2 separate regions of the Homo sapiens genome follow, and region 1 is linked to region 2. Evidence: chromatin loops called from intact Hi-C (ENCODE). Cell type or tissue: dorsolateral prefrontal cortex. All regions are shown on one strand. Each heading gives the region's core, and the rest is flanking DNA. Links, peaks and the distances in the headings are about the cores only. Region 1 holds the start of KCNJ9 (potassium inwardly rectifying channel subfamily J member 9). Region 2 overlaps NHLH1 (nescient helix-loop-helix 1).

Region 1 (11,010 bases), core at 1,784-9,783, 290 kb before region 2:
CCATGGCCATCCTGAAATGGAATATTATTCAGTGCCAAAAAGAAATGAACTACAAAGCCATGAAAAGACATGGAGGAACCTTAAATTTACATTACTAAGTGAAAGAAGCCAATTTGAAATGGCTACATATTGTACAATTCCAACGACATGACATTCTGGAAAAGGAAAATTATGGAAACAGGAAAAAGAGCAGTTGTTGCCAGGGGTTAGGGAAGGGGGATTGACTAGGCAGAGCATAGAGGACTTTTACAGCAATGAGACTATAATGGTGGATACACATCATTATATATTTGTCCAAACCCACAGAGTGTACAACACCAAAAGTGAACCCTAATGTCAGCTATGGACTTTGGGCGATTATGATGTCAATGTAGCTTCATCACTTGTAACAAATGTGCCATTCTGGTGGATGTGTGGGGACAGGGGGCATACGGAAAATCTCTATAACTTTCCTCTCAGTTTTGCTCTGAATCTAAAACTACCCTTTAAGAAGTCTTCTTTTAAAACAATTTACAAAGCATGAGGTGATACAGATGTGGGAGTTTGGCTCCTGTCTCTGCCCAACTCTGTGACATTCGATAAATTACTTAACATGTCTCTGTTTCAGTTTCCTCATCTATAACTGGGAAAAATAACACCTGTCTTATAGAGTTGCCATGGGGATGACATGAGGCATGTGTCTCGTTCATATCCCATGCTCAGTGAATTAGTAGCAGCAGCCACTGTGTGTTTGTGTGTCTTTATCCCTCCTGGGTTAATGAGCTCCTTGTGGGCAGGGACTCACCCATTCTGTAACCACCCCATCTAACACACTGCCTGGCACTTGGGCTCCGCAGAAGTTTGCCGAGTGAATACTTAGTAAGCCCTAACCTAGGCTTTTCTCTCTGGTGGACATTTGGGTTGTTTCTAGGGTTTTTGCTATGAATAAAACACATTTCAAAGCCCTTTGTGGTTTTTTTGGTTTTTGTTTGTTTGTTTTTTCTTCGTTTGATCTGCTGACTCTGTGAAGCAGGCAGAAAGGGGATATTTGCTCTTGTCCACACCCTGGTACAGATGGAATAACTGTGGCTCAGGGAAGTGAAGTGACTCCTATGGGACACAGTGCAAATCAGTGGCAATAATTAGAACCCCTGACCCTGCCTCCCTTCCTTTAGTAGATCTATTTTCCTTCTAGCTACCGCCTTCTGGATCCATGGCCTCTCCAAAACTAGACCATGATGGTCAGCCTGACCTGAGAGCAGCACCTGCACGCAGAGACCCATGTTGAAGGTGGTGAGCTGCCAGCTACCAGATGGCCCTCTGAAACCCCAGGGAACCTAGCACCTTATTCTCAAATACATGAGGGCTTGTATTTTCCCCCAGGAAGGAGCTTCTTAGGAAAGAGCCAGCGTGCCAGCTTTGTTTTTCTTTCTTCTTCTTTTTTTTTTTTTCCTATGAGGGGGTGAGGAGCCAAGCTCTGAGTTGTCCAGGAGGAGGGACTTTGGCTAAAAATAGCTATGGCGTGTGGTTTGGATCAACCCCTAGTGGTACCCAGGACTGGGGAGGGGAGGGGGATGCTCTGGAGCTGTCGCCAGACTGGTTGCCGTGGAAACAAGAGAGGAGCAGGGGAGCCTGGGAAGTAGGGATGACACAGATAGCAAGTCCTAGTCAGAGCTGCCGCTACATTTAGGAGAAACAGCGGTGTCTGCGGCTCCCACCCTTCGGGGGGCCCGTGGGGGGGGCGGTGTCAGGGGCATGGACGCCACCCCCCAGGGGTCTCTGCTGCCGGCTACTCTCCTCTCCACGTGCTGTGAGTTGAGTTGCGGGGGACTTGGGGTTTGGGCCCCTATTTCCAAGGCAAGTGGGGGTTTGGGAGGAGCTGGTTCTTGGGGGAGTTTTCACCAGGTCTCTCCTTCCAAAAAATGAGCCCCCTTACTCCCCAGCTCTCTAGAGGGAGGAAGAGGGGCCCAGGAAAAGTGGTATTGCAATCTTCTGCAAAGGGGTCATAGCATGCACAAGAAATGAGGAGTAGGTTGGAGGAACTGAAATTCTTGGAGGGAAGATGGAGAAATCAAGTCCTTGATCTTGAGATAGAGGTAACAATTTCACACTTTTCCTTCCCCTGAGAAAAGTGCAGTCCCCCACTCAGGAAGACAGGATGTGGGACACATTCAAAATAAGGTTTACCTAGATCCCTGGGGCAATGGAGAGTGAGAGAGTTCTGGGGGTGATCCGACATCGGGGTTCCTTCCCCATCCCTGGGCAGAGAGATCTGTCTAGGCAAGCCGACTGGGGGTCAGATTACCTAAGACCCTGAGAGAACATCTGGAAGCCCACCTGGGACTAAAGCTAGGATAATGGGAGCAGGGTCGTTTTCTGCATGACCTGGGGTCTCTGAGCCAGTCAATGCTTACTCTTCCTGAGGACATCTGAGCTTCAGGGAAGGAAAAGGAAGCCCATTGTTGGGGGCAGGGGAAACCCTAATCTTCCATTGCCATGGGGCTCTTGGACCCTGTGTCCCCTGACTCCATGGACAATAAATGCAGGGGGTGCCCCTAAGCTCAAAGCCATTTCATTTTGATTTCTCTTCCTACCTTCTCTACCCCAAGACACACAAACACACACACACACACCCTCTCCAGAGTGCTGACTGCAGAGGACCTCACCCCAGAACATAAGATGCTGGAGTGCTAGGTTTAGAGTCACATACCCAGGCAGTTTCTCCCCAGGACCTGGTCAACCATCCAGGCCATCTGTGGTTCCTATGGCACACTCCTCCATCCCCCACCCACTAGCCAGCCCACGTTTCCGTGGAGTGGGAGGAGAGGATCATTCCCAGGAAAGAGAAGGGAAGGTGGAAGAGTCCCAAATCCTATTCTAAACCTTTCCCTGTATGGTCCATATCTCCTAGAGGACCCTGGGTGCTTTGGGGAAGGGCTCTGGACCTCTCTCAGAGCAGATTGCAGCTCAGAGAGCTCCTCAGAGGCAAGCATGTGAAGAAAAATCAGGTGGGCTTCGCTTGGAATGTGGGCTTTGGGGCATATGGCAGGTGGGGGCGGGGCTGGTGTTAGGATAGTCCATGGGAAGTAAGAGGCTGGGGGAAAATATAACTAGAGGGAGTGGGGAAATAAATGTGGGTGCTTAGTGCTTCACCTGATCTGATTCCATGTCTCTCATGAAGAATAGGATCCCAGAGGGATACGAGCCTAACTCTTTATAACTCTGGGCTTCCTTTCCCAGGCTTCTGTGTTGGGATCTTCCAGTTCCCCTCCCCATTTGCAGGCTGTCTCCACTAGGAGAAAAAACCCAAGGGAAATGAGGCTGGCCCAAGAGCAGCAGTGATCGTGGGTAGGTCTCAGGGAGGATTTCTAGTGGGAATTTCCTAATGTTCCACCCTTGTGCACTGGAGGGTTTCCACTGACTTTCCACAGCTTTCATTTCTTTCTCGTTTGTAAGCATGTTGAGGGGAGGGAATGGAGCGGAGTGAGTGAGGTCCAAGGAGGGAAGAATGAGAAAGACTGTGTATCAGTCTTGGGGTGAACTTCAAAACAGCCTGCGAGGAGAGCCATTGGTGGCTGCACTGGCTACAGCTGGGGAAGGGATGGTGGAAGTCCTTAGGGCAGGGAGGGCTCCATTACCCGCCTGCCCCCCTCCCCAAAAAGCCCCCAGTCTATTGATTTCAGGAAATCACTAGGGGGATCTGGGCCTGGGTCTTTGGCCCCGGGGCTGCCCCTGAGGTGCTGCACACCCCAGCTGGAGGTGATGGCACCAAAATATCTGGTACCTCCTTCCCCTGAAAATCATCGTGGAACTTGCACAGTTCTATCCAGTTCAGGTACATCATTCCATTTGACCCTCACAACTTTCTGAGCCTGGGGGGCAGTTAGGGCTGAATGTGTTATTCCCAGAAATAGAGGCCAGGCAACACGAAGGGACTCGCCCAGGGCCCCCCAGGGCTCGGTGCTGGCCCTGATGCCCCGTGCCTCCCCATCTCCCGAGGGGCCACTCATTCGGCAAACCTTTATTAAGCCCCTCCAGGACCCCCGACGCCGCCTAGGCGCCCAGCGACGCGCGGCAGGTGGCAGCAGCTCGGGCCCCCGCCGCACTCCAGGCGCCCGCAGCGCTCGCCCTGACGCGGCCGCCATGGCGCAGGAGAACGCGGCCTTCTCGCCCGGGCAGGAGGAGCCGCCGCGGCGCCGCGGCCGCCAGCGCTACGTGGAGAAGGATGGCCGGTGCAACGTGCAGCAGGGCAACGTGCGCGAGACATACCGCTACCTGACGGACCTGTTCACCACGCTGGTGGACCTGCAGTGGCGCCTCAGCCTGTTGTTCTTCGTCCTGGCCTACGCGCTCACCTGGCTCTTCTTCGGCGCCATCTGGTGGCTGATCGCCTACGGCCGCGGCGACCTGGAGCACCTGGAGGACACCGCGTGGACGCCGTGCGTCAACAACCTCAACGGCTTCGTGGCCGCCTTCCTCTTCTCCATCGAGACCGAGACCACCATCGGCTACGGGCACCGCGTCATCACCGACCAGTGCCCCGAGGGCATCGTGCTGCTGCTGCTGCAGGCCATCCTGGGCTCCATGGTGAACGCCTTCATGGTGGGCTGCATGTTCGTCAAGATCTCGCAGCCCAACAAGCGCGCAGCCACGCTCGTCTTCTCCTCGCACGCCGTGGTGTCGCTGCGCGACGGGCGCCTCTGCCTCATGTTCCGCGTGGGCGACTTGCGCTCCTCACACATAGTGGAGGCCTCCATCCGCGCCAAGCTCATCCGCTCGCGCCAGACGCTGGAGGGCGAGTTCATCCCGCTGCACCAGACCGACCTCAGCGTGGGCTTCGACACGGGAGACGACCGCCTCTTCCTCGTCTCGCCGCTGGTTATCAGCCACGAGATCGACGCCGCCAGCCCCTTCTGGGAGGCGTCGCGCCGTGCCCTCGAGAGGGACGACTTCGAGATCGTCGTTATCCTCGAGGGCATGGTGGAAGCCACGGGTGCGAGCAGGCCTGGGGAGGGGAGCGGGGTTGGCAGAGGGTGGGCGGGACCGAGGAAGGCAGGGGCGAGACTAGGGGCCAGGGGAGCTGGGGAGGATGGATGGAGGGGCTGGTGGAGGATGAGACAGTGAGGTGAGACAGGGGTCGGAGGCGGGAGTGGAACCGAGCAACGCCGCAGAAGGCCAAGAGAAAGCTTGGAGGAATTCTCCGAAATGGCACTGGCGTGGGGCCCTGGGCCCAGAGGAATGTGTCACTTGGAATAGGGACAGTAATAATAGCTAGTGCTCGCCCAGTATTCACCCTGTGTCATGCGCAGTTCCAAAGCACTTTCTACCTCTGAGTCGATTTAATCCTAACAAGAACCCTCTGAAGGTAACTTCTTGTTATTGTGCTCACTTTTTAGAGATGAGATTGCTCCAATGAGAAATTAAGGAAGTTGTCCACTTTCCTAAGCCAATAAGTGGCCATGCCTGGATTGGACACAGGCAATGTGGCTTCAATGTTTAGTGGTCCCGAGTTGGAAGGAGGGGTTAGGTTCAGGGGTTTTCTCACTGCAGTCAGGTTCAGGCCCCTGGAATTTGACGGTGAAGGTTTTCCATTGCCTGAGTTATTTCTAGGCCGGATCTTGAGGGGAGTTTAATACCTAGTCTCACTTGTACCTCGGTTTCCCAATTCATCCATTTCCACTGACAAGGGATATAGATGATGTTACCTTTTCTAGCTCTTTTCCAAAAGGAACTGGCAACTCATCTGTGATGTCAATAAGTCCAACCCAGACCTACACAGTGAAGGCTTTGGGAGCAGGTGAAAAAAGACCAGTGTTACAGGAGTCGCAAAGGAGGTCACTTAGGACTTGAGATCTAGAGGATAGATGAGGATGAGGAAACTGCGGGTGGAGGACCAAAGGCCCACTAGGGGGCGCCGCAGTCCCTCCTCTGACGCCAGAGCTGCTGATGCTCCCTGCCGGCTTCGCTGACAAGCTGGTGCCTTCAGATCCTTTCCCTGGCCCCTTTAGGCTGAGACTCCGCTTCACACCCCAACCCCAGCTCCGCATCACTGTTCCCATTCCTGCTTCACCCCGACTCTTTCCTCTTCCCCCACTCACCCCGTTCCCTTTCCTCTCTCTCCAGCTGTCACTCCTTTTCTGCCAGTATCTCAGGCAGGCCCCTCACCCTCCAGGGAAGTTGCTGCCCGGCCCTCTTTTCTCTTTGTACCCCCAGCCCTGCCCTCTCCTCCTCGAAGCCCTTCTCTCCCCAGTGTCCCTTATGCCTCTTTCTCTTCTCTCCCACTGGATACTTTCTATTCCAACTTCACCGAGGAATACCAATGTCTCAGCGCCAGGCTTTCCGAGTTGACAGCCACTCTCCGGTTAGCTAATGTTCACTCTTCTGTTTCCCCTTGTTCCGAGATGGATATGGGTTGGGGGCAAGACCCTGTGGCAGAAAGGAGAATGACCTGCCCTGAGGGGTGCACCAGCCCAACAGGAAGATAGGACACAAGCCCCGGGCAGGGAGGACCAGGACAGAGGAGATGAGGATAGGAATCTGTCTGTTTTTCTAGAGAGATAAAGCTGGAAAGGATGGTAATATTTTGGGTGAGACAGTCAGGATTCAAAACGCTTTTGAAAAGCAAGAATAATGAGCCAAAACCCAGCAAGATGACATTTAAAATGAATAAATATAAAATTCTACATTTAGGCTTTAAAAAAATCACTTATGTAAGCACAGCATGGAAGAGCACTGGTGAAAAAAGAACTGGGAGTTTTAGTTGGCTACAGTCTTGATGTCGTAGCAATGTGATGCAGCCTCCAAAATGATTATGTAATGTTATCCTGGGCCCTATTAGTGAAAGCATCATGGCCAGAAGAGAGAGATGGTGCGCGCTCTCTTATGCACGGAGCAGGCCACAGTTGGAAAATTTACTATACTCAAAATGCTTAAAGGGCCCTCCTTGGCCATTCTGGCTTGTAATCAAAAAAGTAGAGTTCTGGAAAACCAGGTCAAATGAGGAATCGTGGAGGAAGCCAGGGATGTTAAGTCAAGAGAGAAAACATGAGGGAATCTGAGACTCCTGTTTTCAGATACTCAGAGGACTGTGAAGTGGGAGGGGAATGAAGCCAAGAGTTGGAAATCCCAGGGTACAGGTTTTAGCTCTGTATAAAGAACAACCCAACTATTAGAGCTATCATACAAAGGAGTGGGCCCTTTATGAAGTGGTGAGCTATCAATCCTGGGAGGTAATCAAGTATAAGCTAGATGCCCATTGTTAGAAATGCTCCTTTGGGGAGCCCTGTATGGAGTGAGAAGTTGGACTAGAGGATCCCTAAGGTTAGTTTCAAGGTTAAGCTTTTTTTGGTTGGCATCACCAAATGACAGGAGGGGAAAAAAGAGCTGGACATTAAGAGGAGTTGGGGCAAATGGAGAAGACACGAGGGAGCTGGGTAAGAACAGGAGCTAGGGAGGGGGGGAAATGGACTGGACCAAAGGGAGGTGGGAGCCCTTAGGAAGGAATAGAAGGGAGGGTGCTGGGAGTAGGGTTGTGGAATGAGAAGAGGAGAGGGAAGCCTGGAGCTGAGATTCCCCCTGACCGGTGCCCCTCCTCCCAGGAATGACATGCCAAGCTCGGAGCTCCTACCTGGTAGACGAGGTGCTGTGGGGCCACCGCTTCACGTCAGTGCTGACTCTGGAGGACGGCTTCTACGAAGTGGACTATGCCAGCTTTCACGAGACTTTTGAGGTGCCCACACCTTCGTGCAGTGCTCGAGAGCTGGCAGAGGCTGCCGCCCGCCTTGATGCCCATCTCTACTGGTCCATCCCCAGCCGGCTGGATGAGAAGGTGGAGGAGGAGGGGGCGGGGGAGGGGGCGGGTGGGGAAGCTGGGGCTGACAAGGAGCAGAATGGCTGCCTGCCACCCCCAGAGAGTGAGTCCAAGGTGTGACCAGCTTCCTCCAGACCCCTGTGGCAGACCGGGGGCCAGACACAGATACATGGGGAACTGCATATCGGAGGTGGTGGAGGAGGAGGAGGAGGAGGAAGGCAAAGCCCCTGGAAATGTGCTAAAGTTGGAAAGTCCCCGTCCCCCAGAACCTCAAGTCTAGAAACCAGTATGGAAGGGAGGGGTCCTGATTTCAGGGAAATGGAGGGTGGGGCCGGGTGAAAATGCCAGTCTGTGTTTGACCTTCACATTTGTTCATGAGTGGATGGATGGACAGAATGATGGACTTTTGGGGGTTGGATGGGAAGATGGTAGCAGATAAAGACAGCTGACAGATACATAGATGGACCAGTAGACAACTGGTCCACTCAGGGCTGCCACTAACCTGTAGAACACCCCTGTGCAAATTTTAAAAAGGAACCCTTTTCCTCCAGACAGATACAGCCCCAAACCAGGGTGCATGGCTTGGGGAGCAGAGTATAGGATGGATTGCAGTCCCCAGTCACCTCTTCTGCCAGCCTCCCCACATATGGCACAACTGTCTAATGACACGGTAGGCCAAGCTGAAGTGAAGGAGAAAGGAGCCGGACCAAGATGGGCACATGAGGAGGGTGCCCTCCTAGCTCCACCCTCACCAGGATGAAGGCGTGCAAGGGGCTCAGCAAGGTGTGAATGACCTTAGTCCGCAAGTTCAGGGAAGCAGGCAGAGCGGGGAGGTGCCTGAGCTGGGGCCTGGAGAGGGGCCTGGGAAAGGAAAACCAGGGATAGCTATTTTCTTACAGTGGAGTGAGATCTTACAGGTATCAGGCACAGGCAGGAAGAGAGAGAGAGAGGTTCTGGGGAGGAAGGGCCAGGAGAGAGATCTAGAAAGTGGGTTCACTAGAGCTGGGAAACAGGGAGCCCCTAGGAAAGCAGTGTGTCCTTGGGGCACAGTCATTCACATCACTGATTGGGTGCCATGTGGAGTGGACATTCAAAAACCTGGTTCCTGTCCTCAAAATAAGGGGCACCTGGGAAAACAGAGGAATCTACCTGTGGTGACTGAACGAGGGATAATTCAAACTGACAACCTGTGCAGTCCCGTGGAGGGTAGGGGAGTGTGGGTGATCAGAAGGCTGGGGCCAGTGTAAGGCATAGGGAATATGTAAGTCAGGAGTTAGAAATCTCCAGTGTGCGTTGGAATCACCTGGAGGGCTTGGTAAAACACAGATTTTTGGGCTCCACTCCAAGGGTTTCTGACCCAAGAGGTGGGGACCAAAACCATGCATTCCTAAGAAGTCCCCAGGTCATGCTGCTGTTGCTGGACTGAGGACCACACTTTGAGAACCTGTGCTCTAAGTGAATACTTGGAAGTCGTTTCAGGACATGGGGCATAGAAACTGAGGAGTAGCTGAGAGGAAGATGAAGAGAAGCTGAGAAGAAGCTGAGGATCCTCACAGGAGCAGACAGAGAAATGTGAAGGGTGGGGTTTTATGTGTGGGAAAGGGACCCGAAGCCCAGGCTGAAGAGTTTAACTTTGGGCCCAGAAACTCAACCATCAATGGAAACAGGGCAGTGACAAGTGGAGGGGGTGTCTGGAAGCTGAGCAGGCCCGACAGAGAGATGAAGCCATCAGAAGGACTTGAGGGGGCTCCTGGGGAGGTCGGGGGGAGGTGGAGCAGGAAGAGTTTTAGGGGCAAAGGACAGAACCCCTTGTAGGACTGGAGGCAAGATTGAATGTGGGAGAAAATCGGAGAGAAGCGATAGGAGTTAGAACATCTGGATGTGTCTGCAGCCTGCTGTCAGCCCAATTGGGCCAGGGGGTCCCAAAGACGCATATTCTCACCCCACCTCCACCTGCTTCCTGATCACATCCCAGTCACCAGCGGCAGCTTCCTGGATAGTGAGGGAGAACAACTGCAAGTTGAGAGAGGCAGAGGGGTGGAAGGGACCTGAAGCTGGCCTGGAGAAAAGCATAGGCCCAGGAGAGCCTGCCCTGGGACAGCGCCTGTCTCCCACACAGCAGCACTGGCCCAGCAAGGACCTCCTCCCTTGGCCCTGGCCACATCCCACTCCTGCCCTTTCATAAGCCCCCTGGGGAAAGCACTCCAGTCTTCTCTGTTCCAGGCTGGGCAGATAGGGTCCTATGGGGCACAGCCAGGGTCCTATGGGCATAGCCAGGGCCCTATGGGTCCTCTGGAAGCAAGAAAGGGGGCCATGGAAGCAGCCCAGACAGCTGGGGTTCACTCAGAGAGGACCCAAGTCCCAGTCCCTTCCTTTCAGTCAAAACACGGATATCTTTGCCTCAGGTCACAGGGCCACTGGGGCCCTGTCATCAAAGATGAGATTCCTGAAGCCTGGCATTGACTGGTCCCCTAAGAACAGATGTTGGGATGGAGAATGGGGATTCATTTGGGTTTCAGTAAAACAGGGGGGTCTGGACAAGAGCGGGTGGGCTACTTGGTATCCACACACACGCACTCACACAGGAGCCAACCCATTGCAGCTGAACAAGCAGAGAAACTCAGTCTGGAAAGGCCCCTCCTGCCTGCTGAAGTCACTGAGACCCTGCCACACCTCTCCTCGCCACTGTCACCACTCAGGGCACCACTGTACAGTGCAACAAGTCAGGAGACCTAGGTCCTACTCCTGACACTTGCTAATTAGCTCTATGACTCTGGGCAAATCGCATATCTGGGCCTCAGTTTCCTCATCTGTAAAAATGACAGCAAACTCGTAATGCTCAATAAATGTTTAAATAACAACTGAAGGAGGCCTGCCAGATGCCTCTTAAGGTGCCGTGCAGGTAAGAATTTTAGGATCAGAGAATCCTTAGGCAAGAAAATTCATGAAACTCCTGGGGCACTGGAGGAGGGGTGAAGCTGAAGGGTGGGAGGGAGGAGACCCCAGGGTAGGTACAGGCAGGTGAAGCGGGTATATGCAGGTGTAGTGGGTATATGCGGGTAGAGGGTATATGCAGGTACAGCGAGTACATGTGGGTGCAATGGCTCTGTGGACACACAGGCCCTCCCCTGACTGCCTGTTGTCCCAGCCTGAGTATCAGTTGTGTTCTGAGGCTTCTATTCTGCTGCTATGGGTCAGAAGGAACAACAATTTCAGCCCCA
Region 2 (11,010 bases), core at 1,932-9,931:
CTCTTAGGATGTCCATCACCTGAATAACATACACGGTACCCATTCTGTAATTTCTCATTTCACGCCCCTCCCAATCCCTCCTTTGCCCATTTTTAAATTGGGTTATTTGATTTTTTGCTGTTGTTGAGTTGTAGGATTTATTTATATGTTCTGGATATTAACCCCTTATCAGATATATAATTTGCAAATATTTTCTCCCATTCCATAGATTGCCTTTTCACTCTGTTGATTATGTTCGTCAATAAATTAAAGTCTGATGTGGTCCCGTTTTTTCTATTTTTGCTTTTTGTTGCCTGTGCTTTTGGTGTCATTTCCAAGAAATCACTGCTGAGTCCAACATCATGAAGGTCTCTCCCTATGTTTTCTTCTAGGAGTTTTATGGTTTTAAGTCTTTAATCCTCTTGCTCAGTTTTAACCTGCCTGGTGTATCCTTCTCATCACTTCTGTTCCTTTCCTGTTACTCGTTTTCTCTTCCCTTCTTACTACCTTTCGTCCTCCTCTTCCTTTCACCCTGTCCACCTGCCTCTCTGTCTCTCGGCCTCTCCCCACCCCCCGACCCCCACCAGTTTCTGCTGTTCTTCCCTCACATTCACAGTTCCTTACCCCTCCCAGCCCATCTCAAACCTGCTTTCCCACCTCTGAGCTGAGCATTCCCTCCTCCCTCCGCTGCTATCACTTCTCTCTTCTCTTTTTCAGGCTTCAGACTGGCACCCTGACCATGGAACCCTGAAGTGGCAGTGACTTCTAGAGCTCAGTGGCAGACCCCACGACCCTTCCTCCCCCTTCCTCCCCCTCCCACCACCAGCTTTCAAGCTCCCAGAGGGAGGGGTGGGGAGGGGATCCTGATCTCACAGGGCAGGGGGCTTCCATCATGATGCTCAACTCAGACACCATGGAGCTGGACCTGCCGCCCACCCACTCAGAGACTGAGTCGGGCTTCAGTGACTGTGGGGGCGGGGCGGGCCCTGATGGTGCCGGGCCTGGGGGTCCGGGAGGGGGCCAGGCCCGAGGCCCAGAGCCGGGAGAGCCTGGCCGGAAAGACCTGCAGCATCTGAGCCGCGAGGAGCGCCGGCGCCGGCGCCGCGCCACAGCCAAGTACCGCACGGCCCACGCCACGCGAGAACGCATCCGCGTGGAAGCCTTCAACCTGGCCTTCGCCGAGCTGCGCAAGCTGCTGCCTACGCTGCCCCCCGACAAGAAGCTCTCCAAGATTGAGATTCTGCGCCTGGCCATCTGCTATATCTCCTACCTGAACCACGTGCTGGACGTCTGAACTCAGCCTGTCTCCCACCTCCCGGGCCTCTCTGGGGCCCCTTTCCACCGCTCACTGCTTAGAAAGGCCGCATCCTCCCCGAGCCCTTATACCTTGGCATGGAGTCCCAAAGGCCCTGGGCACAGGCAGAGAGCCCACCGGCTGGTCATGAGGGCCTCTTCCTTTCTCTGACCCAGGCACCTCGAGGGCTATTCTCCTGGGTTCCTTCCGGGGTTTATTGCTGAGGCCCAGCTGTGCAGAATTGTTTGCTAGTGTGGTTGGTATGGAATCCTTGCTGGCTTTACTAAGCCAGCCACACTTGGAGTCTGCCCCCAAGCTCTCTCACTGAATGCTGCCTCTTCTACCCCTATGTCCAAATTTTCAGCCACCACAGACCTCAGCTGTGTATCCTATCTGTTCTAGCTTCTCCTGCCCCTGGTGGGGATGGGCTGTCAGAATTGCAAGGGAGGAAGGCTGGGGTTAGAGTGGGGAGTGGGCTTCTTCCTCCAAGATCTCAGTCTCTCAGTGCTTGGCAGAGGGGTGAGGCCCTGGGGAGGCAGGGGTTGGTGCCCTGACTCCTGTGAGGGGAATCTCAGTAGCTGGGAATTATGGAAAAACTCTTCCTGTTTCTGTCCATCTTGTTCCTGTGGCTTAGCACATACAGACCTCAGATCTTACTTGGTAGTGAGTGCCTTGCCCTCTTTGAGCTATTTGGCTACTTCCCTGTCCCTCTGACTCCTACTGTCCCAATTTTCTCCCTCCCTGTGTGTCACTAGAGAAAAAAAAAAACAAAAACCTAGATTCCGGATTAGGGGATGACATCCCAAACAGCCCGGAGTATTTGCAGAAGGCTCAGGCAACGAGTGGGCCACATCTCACTTCTGCTTCCTCATCTCAGCCCACTCTGAAAATGTGCAGCACCCTCACTGGTTCCTCCCCCCAACGCAAGGAGGATGCCCAATTGTTGCCCTCTGAAAATGCACAGTTCTCCTGGCCCTAGGACTTACTTATTACATTTTTTTCTCTTTCCTTGAGCTGCCTTTGGCAAGGGAAGAGACCCCCAACTCTGCGCCCCTACTCCATGCTGCTGATCCCCACCTGCGCACTATAGCTCAGGGTCAGCAGTGGAATGAAGGGCCTTAGAACCTGCATAGAAGAAATGAACTCACTGCATTTCTGTGCTCCCTCCTCCCTCGCACCAAACTCCTAGCTCTACAAGTATATTTATTTATTTATTTATTTATTCATCTATTTATTTACTTATTTATTTATTTATAAATATTGCTATTTATTGCCGAGTTGTGCACTTTGGGGTAGAGTGAGGGGCTCCCAGCAGCTCTAGCTGGGTCTCTCTTGCTTCCTCCCTGCTTACGCCTTTCCTTTTCTTGCTCCTTCTTCAACTCCTGGTGTGTGTGAGCATGCCCTTTGCTTGCCACACCATATCCTTTCCCCAGATCCACCTGTCCTGACACTCTAGTCCTCCAGGATAGTGCTCCTCCCCCAGCTCCAGGGCTCCTGGATGTCCTTCCTCAACTCCCTCCACCCCTAGACAATCCTACCTGGTCCCATCTGCCTCTTTTCTCTCCCCAGCCTGCCCTGTGACCCTTGCCTCTTCCTGATACTCCCAAGAGCAGGCCCCAGGGGTCTGTGTCACATATCTCTGTGTGATTCCTTCTGGTTGCATCCCCAATTTCATACAAAAAGAAAAATAAAAGTGACCTCGTTCTAGCACCAGGTATGGTTGTGGCTCATTCAATTGGGTTAGGAAGCTGGCCTGCAGGTTATGGTAGGGTGGGCATTGAGGGTCCTAGGCTTCGTAGGCTCTTCTGATGGGGTCAGGAGAGCTCAGTTTGGGGAACAAATGAAGACAGAGAAAAGGGGCCACAGGGAAAAGAGGTGCAGGGGAGAGTATAACATACAGGTCCAAGATCTCCTCACCAAAATCTGGGTGCCAGATACTCCCTTCTTGGCACTAATTTAGTGACACTATCTGACTTCTCTGATGTTGTGCTTCCGCTCCTGCTCTCTATGGCCTGAGAAGGAGGTGAATATTTCGGTGGAACCCAAGTTAAACATGTGTCTGTGGGTCCATGCTGCTGGGAAAAGCTATGGTATGAAACTGAGACATTGCCTTCCCCTTTATTGTCTCTAGGCTGGGTCAAAATTCCCTGCAATCTCAGTTCTTGGCCTATTTTGTGTTCCCCAGCCTTAGGATACTGGGGAAAACAGATGGCAGGCCTGGGACTCAGAGAAGAATATGGACAGGGATAAAAAAAAAAAAAGAGTGCTGAAGGGACCCTCAAATGAATTTATAGATGGGGACACTAAAGCTCAGAGAAGGGTAGGGTCTTACCCAAGGCCACACAGCTAACTGGGGGCACAACTAAGGCCCAAATCCAGGTTCTTTCTACCATATGCTGCCAACTCCCCTCTGCCTCCCTAAAATGACCCAGGCTGACAGTTAGCCCTCTTTTGGACCCCATATTTTCATAGGTGCATTGATAAACTAGAGAGGATTTAGGGTTGTGTGGCGAAGAAACCAAAAGGTCTGGAGACCACTTTATAGAAGAAATAGTTGAAAAACTGAGGATATGTGTCTTGATAAGAGTAGACTTGGGGGTAATATGACACCCATCTTTAAATATTGAAAGAAGAATCAAAAATGGATATTCTGTGGGGCCCCAGTAGGCCGAACAAAACCCGTGAGTAGAAGTTAGAAGAAAGCAGATTTTAATTTGAAGAAAAATTTTGCAACACCTGGAGCTGTCCAGCAATGGCACTGACTGCCTCAAGAGGAGAACTCCAAATAGAGAAGCTGGAGAGTCAACCACACGCAGAGAAATCATAGAGCACATTGCTGCCTCAGATGGAACACTGGCTAGGTTCATTAGAAGATCCTCTCCAAACTTAAGGTCATACGAGAAGGCTGAAGGCAAACAGCAGGAGGGAAATGCAGAGACAACTTTCAGTCCCTGAAATATTTTCTTTTTTCTTTTTATCTTTTTGAGACAGAGTCTTGCTCTATTGCCCAGGCTGGAGTGCAGTGGCGGGATCTTGGCCCACTGCAACATCCACCTCCCCATTCAAGCCATTCTCGTGGTTCAGCCTCCTGAGTAGCTGGGACTACAGGCGCCCGCTGTCATGCCCGGCTAATTTTTGTGTTTTTAGTAGAGATGGGTTTTCGCCATGTTGGTCAGACTGGTCTCTAACTCCTGGCCTGAAGTGATCCTGCTGCCTTGGCCTCCTAAAATACTGGGATTACAGGCATGAATCACCATGCCCAGCTATGGGTTTTCATCTTTGATGAACAAAGAATGACATAAGCAGCATGAAGGGCTTGAGTTAGACCTAGGGAGGAGCTTCCATACAGGAGGACTTGACATCTTCCCCTTCCCATGTGAGTTAAATGACATGTGCTCTGCCCAGAGCCTGGCAAAAGGGAAGGCTGAACTGAGATCAGGGAGAACTTCAGGACTCCAAAGGGCCAGAGTTGGACGGGAACACAGAAATCACTGAATCCAACAACTTTATTTCAAAGGCAGGTAAACTACTGTCCAGACAGGTGACGTGACTCACCCATGATGATGGCCTGGGATTAGAAGCCAAGTCTTCCATTCCTGGCCCTGAGAGCTTTGTGCTTCTCTGTGCTCAGCAGCCACAGTCCTCTGGGCTCCCTGCCTCCCTCTCTTGTCTCTTTGCCTGGGCTGGAGAGCAGAAGGGCTTAGGGGGCCCCTCCCCTCAGGGATCCCTGAGGGCCTGGAGGTGGTGAGAGGGGGAAGCTGCAGCTGTTCTACTGCTAGCTCCGAATTTCTTCAGATAATCAATTGGCCTCGCTGCCGCTGTCGCTCTTGTTGCTCTTCTCACTCTGGGAAGGACAGGAGAAGGAGGTGGAGAGTGGGAAGAGGAGGGAGCAGGGGACCAGGCACTGGGGGAGGAGGGAGAGGGCAGGGAGATGGAAGTCCCTGGGCTGAGGGGAAAGTGAAAGCTTTGGGGCTAGCAGATAGGGAGGATGGGGAAAAGGGATTGTTAGAAGAGGATCTGCTCTGCATCCCTCATTCCACATCCCTCTAAACCCAACTCGTGGGTGGTGGGGTGGGGGAGGGGCAGTTAGGAGGACCCCAGAATGGGACTCTTGCACTTCACCCCTGCTTCCTTACTCCCCTTGCCAAGTATCCCATGCATGGCCATAGCTCCCCCAGCTGTCCATGCCCTCTTCCAGTCCTAGTGACCACAGGTGCCTGACCCTCCAGTCCTGTCTTCATCAACGCCCTGTCCTGTAACTCAGCAAACCCATCACCAGTGACAGAGCAGAAGTCAAGGCCCCAGGGGCTGGGTGGGGGTTGCCTAAAATCTCTCTCTCTCTCTCTCTCTCTCTCTCTCTCACACACACACACACACACACGCGCACACACACACACTGTCATAGGCTGCCAGGCATATGGCCTCTTTGTGCCCACACAATGGAGGCCCTGTCTGTGCCCTTTCCCAAGTCTGGGCACAGTGTGGAGGGTGCTCCGCTTCCTCATTCCACCCACCTCCCTTCCCTCTCCACCCCCAGTGCAGGCCCTGTCTTCTTTGCCTTTGCTTCTTCCTCTTTCTGGAAAGCCCTTTCTACCACCCAGTTCCTTTATCTTTCTGCTTTCTTCTTGTGTTCTTTCCTGAGCTTTTGACCTCTCATTGGATGAGGATTATGGGCAGAAGAAAGAGGCTCACAGTGCTGGGATGTCAGCGCAGGGAGGAGAAGGGAGCAAGCAGAGATGAGCCTGAAAGGCTGAGAGGGAGTGGAAGAAGGGAGGCAGTGGTGGCAGTGCAGCAACACTGTGCTAGAGGGGAGAAAGCCCACACCCGGCAGCCAGAGGTCCCGTGTCCCTGCTCTGTCTCCACCTTTCCCCTTTGTGCCACAGTGAGCAAACCGCATGCCCTCCCTGAGCAACAGCTTTTTCATATGGAAAGCAGGAAAGACAACAAGACCCACCGGGGTGTGATGAGGATTAAATGAGATCATCGTGAAAGTGTTCAACACCGGAAACGCTCATCAGATGCTATCTCAGGGGCAGTAAGTAGCAGGGTCAACTGTACTGTCATACAGTTTGTGCACTTTACAAAGCACCAGGCTAAGGGCAGTGCAGGGGCCTGACACCCAACCCCACTTCTACTAGACCAGCTGTGCACCAGGATGCAAGCATCCCCTGAGAGGTGGCCCTGGAACTGAGCCCCTCATGTGGGTTCCTGAGCATTGGTCAGGAGTCCAGATGAAAACTCCGAAGTCCTGACCACCTTGGGAACCAAGACAGAATGGAAAGGGACAAGAGGCTAAGGGGAATGTCTCTCCCTGAGGGGGAAATTCCTGAGCTTAGTCTTCTCTGAGCAAATAGACAATCCATGAGATCTACTAAACTAAGGATGGAGAAACTGCAGCTGAGGAGAAGAAGGGGGCTGAAGAAGCAGAAAAAAAAGAGGGAGACATGGATCGAGGGTGTGATCAGAGCAATGTGTTGGTCTGAGGACCCTTTTCTGGTTCCCTCGTCCTCCATTCCCTCCCTTCAGCAAGTTGAAGGCTGATTTGATTATTGCTTGTTGAACACTGTCCCCTGCTGGCTACTAGCAGAAACATTTTCCCTCTTCCCTATCCCTAGCTAGGAGCTGCTGAGAGCCTGAAAAAGAGAAGAAATGACCTGACTGGGGACAAAGGACGAAGGAATTGCAATTCTGCAATCTGGAATTCTCTACTTGTCAGAGATTTCTGGAAGGTGAAGGAGGCTTGAAGGCTGACTAGGGGTAAACAGAGTTTAGAATTCATAGGTGGTTCATTTACATATATTATGGCCTATAATTTTCAGATTGATTTTTTTCTGGTCTGTGTCTGTTTCATGTATTGTGTGTCTGTGTTATGTGTGTGTTCTGTATCTGGGCGTGCTTACCTGATTCTGTGGTTTTTGAACACGTGTATATCTGTGTACTTTTTTGTGTGTGTGCTCTTTTTAATATAGGAGTCTGAGTGACAGCTGGCAGGTATGGAGCAAGGAGAGGGAGCTGTCGAATTTCCTCTTTCCTAGAAGCCCGTTCTCCCCTTGAAGTTTTACCTTTGTCTCCCAGCTCCATGAGCTATAACCTATGGCTATTTATAGGTTACAGGTTTTGTTCTGGCTCCTGCCCCTCTTTGGACATCCCAAGCTCAGAGCCTTGATTCGCTCTAACCTGGGACTCTTGGGCCTCCCAAGCAGGGTCTCCAGTGTGGTTCCCAAGTGAGAATCTCTACTGTCTATGTCCCTTTTATCCTTTCTAGCATTAAACTCCAGCCTCCTTCTTTTATAAGCTTGTAGCTACCTCTTTCATTGGTTGATTTCAATTTATTCAGTGCAGCATGCCTTTATGGAATAGCCAATGTATACCGGGCACTGTTCTGGATTCTGAAATACAGGATCAGGCCCTCCCCACCACCTACTTGGGAGGGAGTATGGGAGACAGGCATGTAAACATATCAGTTTCCCAACAGTGAGAGGCATCTGCAAGGAAGCGAGTGATTACCTGAGAGAGGGTGTTGGTGAGGAAGGCAGCCGGTAAACTCTGAGCTGGGTTTTGAAGACCATGAGATACGTACAGTGAATTCTGTGGTGTGCTCCACTCACTTCTCCAGCTGTGGAAGTGTTGACTCACAGCTGAGTCCCTCTCCAGGAATTGCCTTTGGAGGAAGAAAGCCGCCTTGCCTGAGGTGTTGCTCTTTCCCTAGGGCAATGACTGGTTGATGTGGGGTTACAAAGTTATCCCAGCTTGAGAGCCCCCATGGGATGGACAGAAGCCTCTGTTGCCATTGCATTGCTTTTCAGTTTCTCTCTCGGCTTATTGCAGCTTCCCTCACACCTCACAGGTGTTCTCAAGAACTCTCCTGCTGGCACTCTCCTGTATACGATCTCAGAGTTCAGGAATCCACTTCCCAGGGAACCCCACCTACAAAGGAAAGGCACTGTAGGTATGAAGGCATGGAACCCTGAGAAGCTCTGGTGAGCAAGAGCACACTATTAGCAGTGTGGTATTGTTGGGACATTAAGTGCAAGGGGCTGGTGGGACAGGAAAGTGACGGAATGGTCTGGAGAGGTAAGCAGGGGCCAGGTCAGGAGAAGCATAATAGGGAGTGTGTGCTTGGCCACACAGTGATGGGAAACCAATGAACATTCTCTAGTGGGGTAGATAAACACTATCATCAGATGTACACTTTAGAAATATCACTTTCAGAACATTTCTTTCTTTCTTTCTTTCTTTCTTTCTTTTTTTTTTTTTTAAGAGAGAGTCTTGCTCTGTCACCCAGGCTGGAGTGCAGTGGTGCAATCTCGGTTCACTGTAACCTCTGCCTCTGGGTTCAAGTCATTCTCCTGCCTCAGCCTCCTAAGTAGCTGGGATTATAGGTGTGCACCAACACACCCGGCTAATTTTTTATTTATTTATTTTTTGAGATGGAGTCTTGCTCTGTCGCCAGGCTGAAGTACAGTGGGGTGATCTTGGCTCACTGCAATCACCGTCTCCTGGGTTCAAGCAATTCCCCTGCCTCAGCCTCTCAAGTAGCTGGGAGCACAGGCGGGCACCACCACGCCCGACTAATTTTTTGTACTTTAGTAGAGACGGGGTTTCACCCTGTTGGGCCAGGCTGGTCTCGATCTCCTGACCTCAAATGATCTGCCTGCCTCGGCCTCCCAAAGTGCTGGGATTAGAGGTGAGAGCCACCACGCCTGGCCACTTTTAGGACATTTCTGATCATAGCTGCGTAAAGGTAAGCTCTGTGCAGGGAACAGTTTTAGGAGGCTATCGCAAAGTCAGCTGCAAGAAGCTGAGGGTCTGTATTTAGGTAGCGGCAGTAGGAATGGGGAAGGGAGGACAGATTTAGGAAGCTATTTAAATGGTAGATTCAACAGGATGTCGTGATTCATTAAATGTGGCAGGCTAGAGGAGAACTCCCAGGTTTCTGGCCTGGGAGCCTGGGTGTACAGTGGTGCTACTTTCCAAAGTAGCACACGTAGGAAGAGGAACGTTGTGGAGAATTGTGGTGGAGATGGTGGCAGTAAGGTGGTGTAATAAGGACAAACTGAATGAAAGCCCCCCAGGAGCCTTCCCGTGGAGCTGCCCAGAAGGAAGTTGGCTTTCTGGGTTTGTAGCTGAAAAGTTGTACCTCTTTACTAGGATATCTCCCAGGAATGTCCAACGCCACATGTTGCAAACTGGCCACCTTATCTTCTCCCCTCTTCAACCCTCCTCCTCTCCTGGTATCCCCACGGCAAAACATGGTATCATCAACATTCAGTTGCCGTGACTATTGCTACATGTTTTTCCCTCTAGTCTCACCTCCAATCCATCATCAGTAGCTATTCATTTTACCTCCTAAACATGACTTCTGTTTTTCTACCAGTTCTACCAATGCTTTTCTTCACCTGGACTATTGCGGTGGCCTAGCTAGTCTCCCTGCCTTTCGGCTTCCTCCCCGTAGGTCCACCCTTCAGGCTGCCCTCAGACTTAGCTACCCAAAATGCAAACTGAACCAGGACACTTCTACACTATCCTTTTAATGATTCCCCATTATTTCCCCAGGATAAAACCCAAGTTCTTCAACATGGTATGAAAGTCCCTTCACAGTGCAGCTCCTGCCAGTTTGTCCAGCCCCATCGGCCATTCTGTCCTTTGTACTTTTTGCTCTAACAATTCGAAGGCACTCAAAGCTCTCTGGCACAGTCCATGTTACTCCTGACTGCCGTTCCTTTGCTCCCGTTGTTCCTCCTCCTGTACTTCACCTATACGAGTCCTATTCATCCTTCAAGACAATGCAGATGTCCTTGCCTTCAGAAAAGTACCCCAACTTGGTGTGTCTCTCCTATAGCCCCAGCTTGGCTCCTGGTGTGCTCCCTGGTCTTTCTATGCATATCTCTATCATTGCACTCACCACATTGAACTTTACTGAAATCATCTATCTGCTAGCACATGGATTTCAGTGTGACCTGGGGTGAGTTACTTCAAATCTCTGAACATGTTTTCTTTTTTTTGTTTGTTTGTTTCTTTGTTTGTTGTTTTGAGACAGAGTCTCCCTCTGTCACTCAGGCTGGAGTGCAGTGGCCCAATCTCAGCTTACTGCAACCTCTGCCTCCCAGGTTCAAGCAATTCTCGTGCCTCAGCCTCCCGAGTAGCTGGGATTACAGGCGTGCGACATCACGCCTGGCTAATTTTCATATTTTTAGTAGAGGTGGGGTTTCACTATGTTGGCCAGGCTGGTCTCAAATGCCTGACCTCAAGTAATTCACCCACCTTGGCCTCCCAAAGTGCTGGGATTACAGGCATGAGCCACCACACCCGGCCCTATCTTCACTTTTTAGACTTCTGCATAGGACATATGTATATAATTCATTGAGCTTTCCTCCTGCTGATGGCTTCAATCTTTCATTATTAACAATGCTGCAGTGCACATGATCTCATGCATATATTTGTGCATTTATATGAGCATTTTTTTTTTTTTTTTTTGAGACAGAGTCTCACTCTGTAACCCAGGCTGGAGTGCAGTGGCACAATCTCGGCTCAGTGCAACCTCTGCTTCCTGGGTTCAAGCCATTCTCCTGCCTCAGTCTTCCGAGTAGCTGGGATTACAGGCGCGTGCCACAACACCCAGCTAATTTTTGTATTTTTAGTAGAGGCGTTGGTTTCACCATGTTGGCTAGGCTGGTCTCGAACTCCTGACCTCAAGTGATCTGCTGGCCTCAGCCTCCCAAAGTGCTGGGTTTACA

What was found. Peaks named below come from ENCODE experiments on the same cell type or tissue, not always from the same donor. Only the 100,000 strongest peaks of a DNase experiment are listed, where the experiment ranks them.
Region 1: a loop joins it to region 2, with 5 times the contacts of the local background. A loop is called at or near these places in 31 of 110 quality-filtered maps.

The regions. Positions count from the first base shown.
Region 1 is chr1:160,079,909-160,090,918 of GRCh38, forward strand. It overlaps KCNJ9 (potassium inwardly rectifying channel subfamily J member 9), which reads left to right and starts at 1,630. Exons shown (of 3, transcript NM_004983.3): 1 at 1,630-1,789; 2 at 4,009-4,972; 3 at 7,578-10,655. The coding sequence starts at 4,123. The coding sequence ends at 7,909. RefSeq lists an enhancer at 4,690-5,220. In dorsolateral prefrontal cortex, for the core only: CTCF peaks have their summits at 4,362 (motif pointing left), 4,569, 5,895 (motif pointing right) and 6,097; DNase peaks (open chromatin) are centred at 4,363, 4,714, 5,913, 6,378 and 1 weaker place; H3K4me3 peaks cover 5,280 bases; H3K27ac peaks cover 8,000 bases.
Region 2 is chr1:160,369,861-160,380,870 of GRCh38, forward strand. It overlaps NHLH1 (nescient helix-loop-helix 1), which reads left to right. Exons shown (of 2, transcript NM_005598.4): 2 at 697-2,986. The coding sequence starts at 872. The coding sequence ends at 1,273. LOC105371466 (a long non-coding RNA gene) reads right to left here. Exons shown (of 4, transcript XR_007066686.1): 4 at 7,555-8,200. Among named protein-coding and RNA genes, the nearest start is that of NHLH1, 8.3 kb to the left of the region's middle. RefSeq lists an enhancer at 6,302-6,351. In dorsolateral prefrontal cortex, for the core only: CTCF peaks have their summits at 6,847 (motif pointing left) and 7,048; DNase peaks (open chromatin) are centred at 2,151, 5,711, 6,081 and 6,831; H3K4me3 peaks cover 1,361 bases; H3K27ac peaks cover 2,417 bases.